2 separate regions of the Homo sapiens genome follow, and region 1 is linked to region 2. The links are chromatin contacts, found by Hi-C or POLR2A ChIA-PET in ENCODE. All regions are on one chromosome and are shown on one strand. The core of a region is the stretch at or near the end of the contact, and the rest is flanking DNA. Distances in the headings are between cores, read along the strand shown.

Region 1 (6,806 bases), core at 565-3,064, 90 kb before region 2:
GGAATGTTAGCCGCTGGATGTTGGAGATATTTATTCAAAGACTCAGAGGCCTAAAGACTGTGAGAACACCATAAATAAATATAATGATCAAGAGTCCACATGGTTCCTTATACCCCATTGTGCCCTGATTTGAAAAACTCTCAATATTGGGTTTGGTGTTTTCTCTTCAATAGGGACTGTTAGCAATGAGAGGCTGTATGGTGGAATGTGCAGACCATTTATAAAGGACAAAAATAATCACTGATTTTTCATTTTCAGTTCCTGTAGGTTAGGGCTGGGATACAGATCACCAAAGATGAAGGCAAATCTTTTATAGTGCCTACCTGCTTTTATTTTTCATGCCTGTATCAACAGGAAAAATGTTGAATGCATGAATTTGATAAGACTGATATTTATTTAATGGCAGAGGCTGCTAGAAACAAGAACTAGGCACATGATTTGAATGCTTTCATTAGTGAAATCCCTCTGATGCATGTTTAAATGAAAGACTATGCCTTCATTTCCAAAAATACTGTCTTTTGCAGTACACATGTTAAACTGAATGGAGAAAAATAAGATAACCCCTGACAAAAAGTAACCACTTAACTTCAGTCTGTGTAACATTCTGTGATACAATTGAAACCACGGACACAATGCTCTAAAGGCAATTCAAGTTCACAAAAGCTTATCTCCCCGTGATGAACAGAGAAGACGATTCATTCATTTTCCCTTTATGGAACCAGTGTGTCTCTTTGGGGTTCAGATTATGAGCAAAACCACCAGCCAGCATAGGCTAAGAGGTGGCTTTGTGACCACAAGTACATTTTTAGCAAATCGGAGCTACAACAGTCAAGGGTAACAGGCTCACTGATAGTAAATCACTACTTACTTGGGGGCCTAAAATAATCAGGGTTAGAAGTCAAATGTGAAGCCGCTCCAAAGGGGGAAAAAAGAGTAAAAGGAATTCATTTCTTAATATCATCAAGTGTATATATTAACTACCATATATTTAATGGCAGGGAGAGAAAGGACAATAATGGTAAGACTACAAAGGATCCCATGTATAGCGTCTTGTCATAGGGACTATTGAAAATTAAATAAGGTTGTTTCTACTGCTACTGCTATCAATTAGCTAGCAACCACTTCCACAGCCATAATAACTGCCACATGCACGCTGCGCCTTACCCCTGGGCCTGCTAATTCCAAACACAGGAGGTTGCACACTGCACTCAACAGACTGGCCTACAACAGAATGCCCTGCTAGTCAGATTTTGTTTTACAAAATGAAATGATTCAGTACGTCAGAATATTTTAGATAATTTAGCCTAGTTCCATTCCTTAAACATATGAACTAGATTACATACTTTGTAATAATTTAACCTTCACTTATCCAAACATTCTCTGTGCCATACAACTACATGTTTCTCTTTATTTTTGTTCCTTCTAGTTTCACGAAGTTTAAACAATGATCTCTGGTCTAAGTTACAAAGCTATGCTGCCAATAAGGTGATTCGTGTCATGTTTAAAGGATTTCATTTTTGAAGTGGAAAAAATCACTCCTGTGAAACTGACACTGTAGTTTGAAAGACGAAAATGCCAACATAAAAAAAAAATCCCATTCAAAAGGGATGGGATTTGATATCTATGAAAGTAGCCCCCAGACTCACTCCCTGGCCACCTCCCACTCCAACCTTTCCCCTGTGGAGTTCTCAAACCCTTGTATTGACTGTGGTTCCCACAAAGACAAGAAGTAGTGAACAGCAAAATAGAGTAAATGCTTTTCCTGAACTTTGGAAGAAACCAGATTTCGTCAGTGAGGTTTGGCAACGTGAGAAACCCTGTAACCAATTTCATTTCCTGATAAATGAATGGTCCACAGGGGAAAGTCCACCAGTGAGTTTCGGAACGTTTGAGAGCTGAGACTTTATGAAAGGCTCCTTGAAGGAGTCAGCCTGTCTTTGCTTATCATTGCTGAGACAGACAGCGCCGTGCAAATAGGAGAGCTGCCAGACTCCATTTAGAGCCCTTGCTGAAGCACAACTGATAGGGCTTCACAAACATGTGATATCCCTTTAAGAAAGGACATTGCTATCGTGTGCCCCTTCCATTAGACTAGGCTCTTAAACCTGCAGGGCTGGAAACATATGCCTATTAAAATTATTTCAGAAGAGCAGGTTTAATAGTCTTCTCATTTAAATGTAACTCCCCTCGTCCAACCAAAAACAAAATATCCTTGGCATTCAGTTTTGATTTAGAGTTGGGAAAATGTAATGTATAAAAATGAACACATACGTGGATAAATAAGAGTAAAACATAGTGACTCAATCTCAGGGAAGTTATGACAAATAGAAAGTGCCTCAAAGTATTGAAACAAGTTCATCTGAAATGTGAATAGCCTCATTCGTCACAAGATCATTTACATTTTAAACTTGAAATGAGTATCTTTATGTTTAAGTAAACTAAAAGGCAATTCTCATAACTCTATATGTGCTATATTTATGCCTAAAAATTTAAAAATATCTTAACACTTTTCAAGTTAATTCAGAATTGGCCAAAGTACAAATATGTTTACTGAATTAAGGTAAACTTTTGTCAAAGGTTAACTTGACAGATTAAAAAATATGTAATTTTGGTTTGCTTAGAAAACACAAACAATACCACCTCCCCCCACCCCCATAAAATAGTCAAATGAACACTTGAAGGCAAGAGAAGTTTGGAAAAGTCTTAAATAATGGCTTCAGGCCCTCAATTAGAAAAAATTAGAAAACCCAAAAAAACAAAATCTGAAACGAGTGAGCTTTCAAGAGGCTGGCAGCCTTGGCCTGGCAGTAAGGAAGCCTGGAGTTGATTAAATTCACCCTGCAAACCCACGTCACAGCAGCAACAAGGACATGCTGGAGGTCTACAGAGAGGCTGAGGCTAATTTCACCCACCGATAATAACCACGTCTAAAACAAGGAATGGGGGAATGCCAATGAGCCCTAAGCTTCCTCTTTAACCATTTAATCCATTTTTTCTTCTTCCATGGTTTTGGAACCACAAGACACATTCTTTTTTTGACTTCAATTTTGGATTCTTGGTGACACTGAGTTGGGTTGTGTCCAGGCCCAGGATAAGTAGAGAAGTCTGTGCATTCACTATAGGGAGGCAGTGTTACACTCGCTTTATTAAGGTAAAATAATTTGGTATCAAAACGTTAAGATGGAAGGGAAAGGGAGTCTCCCAGCTTATTTTAAAACTATCCGAGTTGTGATTCTGATCAGTCATATGAATTGAAAAAGATGACCACTTTAACAGCTAGGTTCTTTTGGCCTCCACAGCTTATAAATAAAAAGCAAAACTAAATTTACACAGTTGGCTCTCTGTATCCATAGGTTTCGCATCCCTGGATTCAACCAACCATGGATTTAAAATATTCTGAGGAAAAAACAAGGATAGTTGCATCTGCACTGAACATTACAGACTGTTTTTTCTTGCCATTATCCCTAAATGATACAGTATAACAACTACTTATATGGCATTTACATTATATTAGGTATTGTAAGTAATCTAGAGATGATTTAAAGTATACAGGAGGATGTACACAGGTTATATACAAATACACTATTTTATATTATGGACTTGAGCATCTGTGGATTTTGGTATCTATGGCGGGTGTTTTGGGGGTGGGGTCCTGGAACCAATCTCCCATGGATACAGAGAGATAACTGTATTGTGCTTAGGAACCATTTCAAACTTTAATTGTCTACATATAATTGTGCATGGTACTTTTAAATTCAGAAAATAAGCCAAACTGGAAAAATCAAAACGTTTGATTCAAAACTAGGGCTCATTACCTGTGGTATGAGAATTAGTCTGCTTCATAACATGAAAGCTGAGTTATTTAGAGGATACTCATCTGTGCTTTGTAGAACAGAGCTACAAATGACTACCGAGTTTAACGGCCAAAAGCAAAGCTGAGACCTCTACTTAATCTGAAGAACCGTTACTTGTAAATATTCCGCAAAGCACATGAGTTTCTTATACAGTAAGTTCCAAGAGAACTAAAATGTTTTTCTGTTTTCTTTTGAATGTGGTTGCTTTCAGATCGTCTCAAATTCAGAAGCCAGATGTGGGTAGGAGTTGCACAGAAGACAGAGAAGGCTTAAAAGTTCACTAATGTTGAGACTACTATGGAAAAGGCTGGATGCAATGGACTCACAGAGTCCTGAGGAAGGGGCTGCTGATAAGCAATGGGGGAGACAGACAGGCTGGGTGTCTCCTCTGATGCTCATCAACCCCAGAATCAGGAGGCCAGGAAACCTAGCTTTCACCTGTGTCTCCTTGCTGAACAGAGACGAACAGCATAGATTTTACAGCTAGACAATCAGTAAGGACCCATAACCCTAAGGACCTCAAGTACTTATGATGATGAGAAGCCAGGGACATTCCCTCTTTCAGTTGCTTTCTCTTCCTTCTTGGTTTCTGTCCATCAACATGAGTCTCAATACCATCCCATTTGAGGGCCGAGTGTGCAGCCCCTGAGGAGGAGGTTGTGCTGGCTTGGTTGGGGACAGACAAAGCCTGAATGCTGAAGGTTTGTTTCCTGAATACTGCTGTGGGATACTCCCCTACTCCCATCCCATTACTCCTTATCCCTCTCTTCAGATTTTCATCCAAGGATCAGGGTCACTCAGGAATCTTTAATTAAAGTGAGCCAATATGTCCATTATGGAGCCAAGGAAATGTAGGGAAAGAAGGATTCAGTGAAGGATAAACAGGGAATCGATGGCAGAGTCAAGAGGAAAATACACATTTCTGGATCCTTGCTTGGGAAAATGGCCACTGGTACGAGGAAAACTATAGACACATAGTCCCATCTTCATTTTGATGGTGGGGGTAGTAGATAATGCCATGTCAGAATTTTTCCAACACGGAAAATTCAAAACATTTACTACTGTGAGTCTTGGAAACAAGGAATGGCAGTTTAACTTTTGAGGTGGGGAAAAAGAAGGGATCAAAAGACTGTTTACTCTGTTTTGTAGTGAAACGAGTTTTATGAAGTGCTCTTTGCAGTTGAAGACACACTTACTATTTTCTGCTGGGAAATATTCTGGCTAGTTTACAGTAAAGATCTGATGTAACATGAGAAGAGTTTAAACCCCATACACTTAAAAGCTTGATAACACATTTTTTCTTTCATTGGGGCTGTGGCAATGTTTATCCTCCATTTTGATAGGGCAATGTCAGAAATGTGTTAGCAGGGGCACCCTGTTACTGTACAGGCAGTATAACAACATTAAAGTAAATTTCAAAAAAGCAAAGCAAAACGGATCAACCAACCAACTCACCCTTAATTTTATTGCTCAAAGTAAATATTTTCATTTGGGGAATAATCTTTCTCTGTATGTATCTGTGTGTCTCTGTATGTGTATGTGTGTGTAGAGATATATGAATATAAAAATAGTAGCAATCACAGGAAAAATATTATGATGTTTTAAACTTTGAGTCTGAAAGACACATTAAGAAAAATGCCATGCCTTTCTACTTTGAGATGACACTTATTCTCCATGCTGCAGATATTATGCCAAAAGTAAACTACTGAAATATGTTTTAGTGAAACATGCTATCGTAATAGTTCAAGTAATTCACAACACCAATGTAATAACAAGCACCATTTTGTTTAGGTTTTCAGAGTAGGTACCATATAAAATCATTTTTCTGGAGCCATTTTATGTTTTATATAAAGAGTTATCATGTAAAATGTAATAACAGTATAAAGTGCTGCATGTTCACATCCTGATGACACCTGGGAAGAGGTGAATTGTACATTCTGCTTTAAAACAACCCTTGAAGGTACTGCAAAAATATGGTATCTGTTATTACCAGAATTCTCCGTGGGAACACCATAGAGAGGCTGTGGATGCCACAGAACAGACTGCTGCTGTCAGCCCTGATCACTTTTTAACAGATAATATATTTAGATGAAAAATCTTCTCATTGCACATAAAGAAGCCTGGTTTTTCAGGGTGATTCTTTCATAGCTTTTCTTCTGTTACAAGACTAGTTCTGGGCTGTGCGAGAAGGAATGTGGAGAAAGAATGCTCTTAAGTCTTCCTCAGAAGCTTAACTCGTATATAGTTCCTTTTTCCAAAAAACCTGGACTCTTTAAACGCTCTAACCATAAATTAGCTCTTGTCTCAGGTGGTGAAACATATGGTGCCCTGCACAACACGGGAGCTTCACAGGAGGACTTTTTTCCCTTTTGGCAATGTTTTTCTGGTCTCCAATTACAATTTAAAATTGAACTCTGGCATTTGTTAGATGAAAATGACCAAACTGACTGTTCCCCTATTTTTTGCTTCTTGAGATGATCACAAGATAAAATTTACTAATTTTAAGTGTTCAATTTCATAAATTTCGTCGTTTGTATACAATTGTGTGACCACACCACAATTAAGATGCAGAGTAGAAAGCCCCTTCCTGTGCCTTTGCACATGATTTTCTGTGCTGTCCCCCTGGGCCCAAGGAAGCCACAGATCTGCTTTCTCTCTCAGTTTTGCCTTTTCTAGCTTTTATTGATTTCATCAATTTAACTTTGACAATTCTAATTTTTTAAACTTATTGAGATCTGTTCTATGGCTCAAAATAGGATTTATCTTGGTAAGGGTGTTATATACATTCGAAAATAATGTGAATTTCTGCCACTGTCCAGTGAAATGTTCTGGGAATATCAATCAAGGTGAGGTAGTTGATAGTCTTTTTCAGATTTTCTATGTCTTCAGTGAATTTTTCTGGTCTAGACGTTCTACCAGTTGCTGAGGGAGGGTTAAGTCTCCAACACAGTG
Region 2 (7,138 bases), core at 613-3,112:
TATTTTTAAGTACTTATTCAAACTCTGCTAATACAGTACATTCAGTCTTGGTGTAGAAAGTACACGTCGTGAGACTCTGTCTCAAAAAAAAAAAAAAAAAGTACACATCTAGGAATCCACTGCTGCATTAAGACCTTCTCATTTTCCTTTTTCATCTTTTACCAACAAGTGGTTTAAAGCATTAGTCCAGGACACAGAATTTTATGTGGTTACTGGCAAAGGTACTTAAGTAAAACTTCTGTGAAAGAAAAGGAAGGAACATGTTCATTTTCCCAGTTAATGACTAATGTAAAAGAGAAAATGGTTTCAAATGTGTAAATCACTTATACAACAGTGTTTTGAGCAATGGGAATGACCAACAAAACATTGAAGTATCATGAAAGAACATACAACGGTGCTTATTTTTAAGGTTACTGCTGTTTGTTTAATCACCTTTCAGGTCTCTATCAGGAGTGATTCACAGTCATCTCTCCTACTGAATCAGTGCTAACCATTCTCTTCAATTAAATCTGAGAAAAGGCAGCAAAATTCAAGTTCATAAACCCATTTGGAAAATGTTGTGATTTACAAAGTCTCATACACATAAATGTTAAGAAAAAAAAAAAAAAGGATTGTCAATGACAGATTCCAAATGGAATTTTCCCACTATTTCTAGAAGCAGATGCTTTAAGAAATTCATTTTTACTTAGTGAAAATTTTATACAAGAAGAAAATATTCAATCAGTGACTCTAAAATCTGTAAACTTCAGTAGCAGAATTCACAGGACTGTTACAAATTCAAATTGTCCTATCATGGCATAATTACCTCCATGGTTGGCAAATACCAGTAAATATGACCTATTTCCTCAAATATTAATTTTATAGATCTCTGATTAAAGAAGAATGCTACTAAGGCAACATCAGAACTTCAGAACTATACATATTCAACACATTTTTGTGGAGTAAATGGCACAGGAATACTACATAAATCAAATAATAATTGCTTATAAATAACAAAACATTTGCAGATGACCCAAATTCAAGTTTTTGGTAAACCCAACTCCCCATTGCCACCCTGGCCCCGATAGGGTTTCTAAACAGTTACTAGATATATTTTTCTTATCACAGGTATGGCAAGTGTAGAATTAAGCGAGCTGTTATGCTAATTAAAAAATTAGAACATTCAACTTAACAGGAAAATCTTAAAAGATACATTTTGGAATTATAAACTTAATACCTTAAGGGGATGACAGATTGTGACATCACATACCCACACACACACGAGAAAAAACTAGCACCAGTCAGGCTGTGGCTGCACACAGCTATCTTTGTTTATCATTGACTGATATCTGGACTGGGTACTGTTCCCACAGTCTCATATCAGGACAACCATTTAGAAATGAAACAAACCACAGGAAAGAAGCAAGGCAACTCTACAGCTGTCTGGTATGCATCATCACTGCAAACTCAGAACTAAAGAGTTCTCTAATAAAGTTTCTAAATACCAATCCACTATGTTGTTGTCTGGAGATTTAGAGCTGTCCTTATTAGAACTTGATGAACTTCTCCTGTGGTTAATGGCAAGATAATTTTTAGCATCTTCATCAAAGCCATATTCCAAAATATAAGAAATGTCACAGGTAGTCACACTACTTTAAGAAAATTTATAACACATTCTCTTTCCTATTATTATATTATGCTCACCCCTGTGCTGTTTCTATTCTATTCCATCAGCATCCTCTAAGGTCAGGTGATGTCTTAGTGCATTTTCTGTCGGTTAGAACAGAATACCTGAAACTAGGTAATTTATAAAGAAAAAGGAATTTATACAGTTATGGAGGCTGGGAAGGCCATGGTCAAGGAGATGCAGCTGGTGAGAACCTTCTTGCTAGTGGTGACTCTCTGTGGCATCCCAAGATGATGCAGGGTATCACACAGTGCATGCTAACATGCTAGCTCAAGTCTCTCTTCCTCTTCTTATAAAGCTACTAGTTCCCCTCCTATGCTAACCTATTAATCCATTAACTCACTAATCTATTGATCCATGAATTCATTAATCCATTTATAAGGGATCCAATCACCTATTCAAGGTCCCACTTCTCAATACTGCCACACTGGGGATTAAGTTTCAACATGAGTTTTGGATGGCACATTCAACCGTAGCAGTTGGTAATAAACTCTTCGTCATTAAGGTGGATGGAACAAAGGCCACATGTTACTGCTGCTCTCTTCTGACCATGTCTGGTAAGACTGGAGTCACACCCTGATGAGAGCAGAGCCAATTAGATTCTCTTTCTCAGGAATTGAGAATGAGGACTTTAAGACTTTAAGACAGCTAAAGGCACTGCACTCACAAGGTTGGAGGGAAGAAGAGGAAGGGCTGGGGTTGCTATTTTAGGTCCAAGTAAGCAAACAGATAAACCTGGATGGTAGAAAGCAGCAGCAGAATAAAGCAGAAGCAAAAGGAAGCAGAGACCAGAAACGAAATGACCCCCAAAACAGGACCCAATGGCTTTTCAATTTTAGGTTCCAGATCTCTGGGAAATCCAGGTGTACTTGCTCCCCTTAAGTTCAATAAGGAATCTTTGCATACTTCCTATAAAATCATCCCTGCTTTTGTTTTTGTGTTATTAGCTTGAGTGGGTTTCTCAACTCAGATATAAAGATTCTTAATTATGTACAAATTATTGGTTTAAGGTTGATTTTCTTCAACCACTTGTTAACAATCATTTACAACTTGTTCCCTTGATTTGAGACATCATTCTTCTATTTGCATATTAGAGGTTTCTTGGGCAGCAAAGATTTTCAGCACAGTAAAATCTTGAGAAGAGAGGGGTAATGCTATTATAAATTTTACAATGAAATAATTTATTTATTTATTATTTTTTTGAGATGCAGAGTCTTACTGTGTCACCCAGGCTACAGTGCAGGGGCATGATCTCAGCTCACTGCAACCTCTGCCTCCCGGATTCAAGTGATTCTCCTGCCTCGGCCTCCCAAATAGCTGGGACTACAGGTGTGCACCACCACACCCGGCTAATTTTTGCATTTTTAGTAGAGATGGGGTTTCACCATGTTGGCCAGGCTGGTCTTGAACTCCCGACCAAGTGATCCATCTGCCTCGGCCTCCCAAAGTGCTGGGATTACAGGCAGGAGTTACTGTGCCTGGCTGAAAGGAAAATTTTTTATTGATGAATAAGGTAACTACTTACATAATCTGGTAGAGGAACATCATTAGAACTCAGCGAACCTCTCAAGGACTGTGTGGCTTGTTCCAGAACTTTGTTGTGTTTTTTAGACAGCAAAGAAAATAAACTGGAAAAACAAACAAAAAACCAATTATATTAAAGGAACTGTTTTCTTTTCTGTCTTCTGTGGAAATATATAGTTCCACAGCATGTCAATTATTCTAAAATATACTTGTAAATGATTCTTTCTTCATGCCTGTGTTAACAGCAAGATTAATAATAGTATTTATGTAAGAAAAAAGGAGTGGGGAGGATGTTTAAATCATAAGAATTCTAAAAAATTTTTTAATGACAGTTTAAAATTATGTTTCAAACACAGGAGCATTTTTCATAAGATTACTATAGGGAAAAGAATAGTGGCAAAAACCTGAGATGTAGACTATGACTAACTCATAGTGCAATCTACTACAAGTCACTTGAGCTTGTGTATTTTCTCATCTTCTGAAAAAGTGTGTTGGACAAGATTATTTCTCTACTGTCATACAGAGTCTATGGTTCTGTATTATAGCTTTATTTCTCAAAAATAATGATTCAAAATGTTTTATAAGATTTCTGCTTCTGGCCATGACAGATTAACTGATACTGGACTAACTCTCCTGCTATCACTAACTGAAAACTAAAAAAAAAAAATGACACAACTGTTTTCAGATGTAACACAACATGTGAAGTAAAGGATTATAATCCCTAACAAAAGGGAGATGAAGATGAGCCCCATAATGGTGAGCTTCTGTCTCGAGGAACATTGCAGACTATGGTCCAGGAAGGTGGGACCCAAAGAGTACACAGCAGTGTTGTGCTGAGCTAAGGCAGAGAGAGGAATTTAACACTGCTGTGGCAACTGCATTTTGCAAGGTGGAATACTAGAGAGGAGAGAATTTCCAGAAAGCAGGTCCAGAAATCCAAGTGTCTTCTTGAATGTTTGTATAAATGTTAAGCTGTAATGTGCAGAGCAAGACTCCACAAGGTGTGGCAGTAAACAACTACCCAGGAGCTGTAAATTAAACAGAGATTTTGGGGACCATAACAGACTGAGGGATATTGGAGCTCCAACCAGCCAGAAGATAAAAATCAATGAACATGAACATTTAGTTGAATGCTTAGAAAGGCCATGCTTTAGGAGTCAGACTATTCTATTCTAGAGTGCAAATTACTTTATTCTAAGAGGCACCCTAATAGAGCAAAACAAACAATCTTCAAAGAATACAGTTGATTTACATTAAATATAAATGCACTAAACACTCCAGTTAAATGTCAGAGATTTTCAGACTGGATAAAAAAGCGAGACCCAACCATGTGCAGTTTAAAAGAGACACATTTGTAAATTTAAAGATACAGACAAGTTAACAAAAGGATACAAAAAAGACATACTATAAAAACATTAATCATAAGGAAGTTGGAATGGCCATGTTAATTTCCGACAAAGTAGGCTTAAGAACAATATTATTATTACTAGAGATAAAGAGGGAGATTTTATAATGATGAAAGCCAGTTTACCATGAAAACATAACAATCCTAAATACTTATGTGCCTAATAAAAGAACTTCAGAGGTATGTATTATAATTATATGATCCCAATATTAAATTTATTGTATCAAATAAAGAAAGGATTCTTCTTTGGGATAGATGGCAGCTTAAAAACAAAGGCAATTCTGATTCCATGTACTTCCCATAAAAATCTGAAGTATGGCCTTTAGTATTTTTTTATGCCAAAACTTCACTGTAGTATTTAGTAATCCCCTTACAAATAAAATATTTAAATATCAATTTAGGAAAATCTGTAATTATTTCAGATGGTTTAAAAAGGATATCCATTGAAGACAGGGCCACTAAGTAGTCTTTGTAGATTAAGTTTCAACTCATATCATCAAGGAAAAAAATTCCTTAACATTTATTGGTAATGTTAGATGTTGTACAAAACAAACATAACAGAGGCAATGAATATTATTTACATTTATACTTAAATAAAGTGGGAAGAAAAATAATTACATGAAGTAATTACTGAATGAATAAGTATGAAATTTTATGATACTGGTTACATGCTGAGGATATATCTGAACGAACGATTTCTTTGAAATGAAACACTTCTGAAATGAAATACTCCAGTGAAGTTTCATGAAGGTCACCTTAGGCCCTACCCAATGTCTTGAAAAAGAAGAAAGAGTTATCTGTGCAAGAGAGAATAAAAGCCACTTCCAAATAGAAGGCAAAGCACAGAGGCAAAAGTAGGAGAGAGCAAGAAAATTGGAATGGAGGTACTATACAAGAAGTAGAAAACAGAATTCAGTACATAAGAGCACACACTTTTTTCCAATCATTTTATTTTTCTGGGTCTTCTCCATTTGAGGTTTAGTTTTGCTTTATCTTTCCTTTTTAAGGTTAACCGTAAACACCATACTTTCCACTCATCGTTATTCTCATGACCCACTGATAACTAATATTAAGTTTATTGTGTATGATTCCAGAAACCTTATATGCATTAATGCATGTAAACAAATGCATACTGTATACATATATATCCATCTTTGTTATTCCATGAAATATATACTATGCTGTACCTTTCACTTTGTCTATCTAACAATATATTCCTTCATTCATTCAACAAACACATGAGTGTTTACTGTTACTTGATATCAAAGGATATGGATATACCGTAATTTATTTAGTCCATTATTAATCACTCACTGCAATTGTTTCCAAATTTTTATATTATAAACAGCATTGAAATGAACACCCTTGTAAATAAGTTTTAGCATGCCTGAGTGAGACTATCTTTTGGATAAATTGCCTGAAGCAAAACTGCTGAGTAAGAGTAACTGAACATAATACTGAACTGCATTAGGGGGTCCATATTTTCGAGTATGTAAATTATTTTGCAGGAGATGCAAAAAAAAAAAGGTAAAAAAATTGGGATTGTTTATAAGACATGTTTACATGGAAATGCATACAGAAGGAAATCAGTAATACGCTTCTAATTAGTTGCAGTATATTTTCTGGAATAAATGGAATTTCAGAAATTTTTTGAGGCTAAAAGAACTTTGGGTAGTCAATTCTTGCACAAGGTGTGGCAAGACTCAAAAACATAAATTGGCTACCCAAACAAAAAAAGAAAAGCAATAAATATGCCTGAAAGAAGTGAGCTTCTTGGTGTTAGGAAGAAGAAATGGAACAAGTGAAGCACAGCAGCATACTTTGCTTAGTTGAAGAAAAAATAAGAACTCAGGAGGTGCTTCCTGAGTTTAGCAAACCTGGGATGTTCATTCTCACATTCCGTGTGTGTGTGTGTGTGTGTGTGTGTGTGTGTGTGTGTGTGTGTGCGCGCCTGTGTCCCCTATTAGTGCACTATCAGAGAACAATAGAGGTGATCTATAGTAACTCTCATTATCAATTTAAGAAAATTATTAAACAGTCCTAGGGACCAGAGCAAAAAACACTTGAAACTGTTTCTTTTAGAGAAGAAAGGCTAGTTTGTTTGTTTACTGATTTTAAAAGAGAGTATGAACACTCTGTTTTGCTTGCTAGTAGGACACCAAACAAGGAAGTGAGCTTCAATTCAAACATGAGATATTTTGGTTGAGCATAATGGAAAATTTTACTACTAAGGACACAAATGTTGAAATGGTATACCCCAAGAAGCTGTGGATACTGCTTCTAGCTATCTTTAAGAAATTCTCTGTAAGAATAGATCATTTGAGGTCACATTCAGCTCTCCATCGAAGAGAAACAGAGAATTCACACTTCCTTTGTTACTATCATACAATTTAACAGGCATTTTACTAAAATCTTATAGCAAGTACTTTCAAAGTTTTATTTAAACATTATAATTTTGGCTTTTATTTAACATTTTTAAGGCAAAATGTATACGAGACATGACTTGCAAACTGCTTAGTGAAAAGAGTAACTTTTGCTTAAAG

The links. Hi-C counts contacts between places; a loop is a spot of excess contacts on that map. ChIA-PET counts read pairs that join two places held with the same protein, here RNA polymerase II (POLR2A). Pooled maps may share reads with other maps.
Region 1: a pooled map shows a loop between it and region 2 (7-fold over the local background). The contact joins two enhancer-like sites. A Hi-C loop is called at or near these places in 2 of 168 maps with a recorded cell type or tissue (HepG2 and heart right ventricle), 5 of 37 single-sample maps with no recorded cell type and 6 of 50 pooled maps. POLR2A ChIA-PET finds 5 or more read pairs at or near these places in 2 of 52 experiments (CD8-positive, alpha-beta memory T cell and OCI-LY7).

The regions. Positions count from the first base shown.
Region 1 is chr18:49,070,802-49,077,607 of GRCh38, forward strand. The region is part of intron 17 of DYM (dymeclin); the gene reads right to left. Among named protein-coding and RNA genes, the nearest start is that of MIR4744, 24 kb to the left of the region's middle. Within about 2 kb of position 1,815, at least 7 of the 41 ENCODE cell types and tissues checked have a DNase peak (open chromatin) inside an H3K27ac peak, as active enhancers do.
Region 2 is chr18:49,160,494-49,167,631 of GRCh38, forward strand. It overlaps DYM (dymeclin), which reads right to left. Exons shown (of 18, transcript NM_001353214.3): 15 at 3,192-3,294. Among named protein-coding and RNA genes, the nearest start is that of MIR4744, 110 kb to the left of the region's middle. RefSeq lists a silencer at 1,355-1,414. Within about 2 kb of position 1,863, at least 2 of the 41 ENCODE cell types and tissues checked have a DNase peak (open chromatin) inside an H3K27ac peak, as active enhancers do.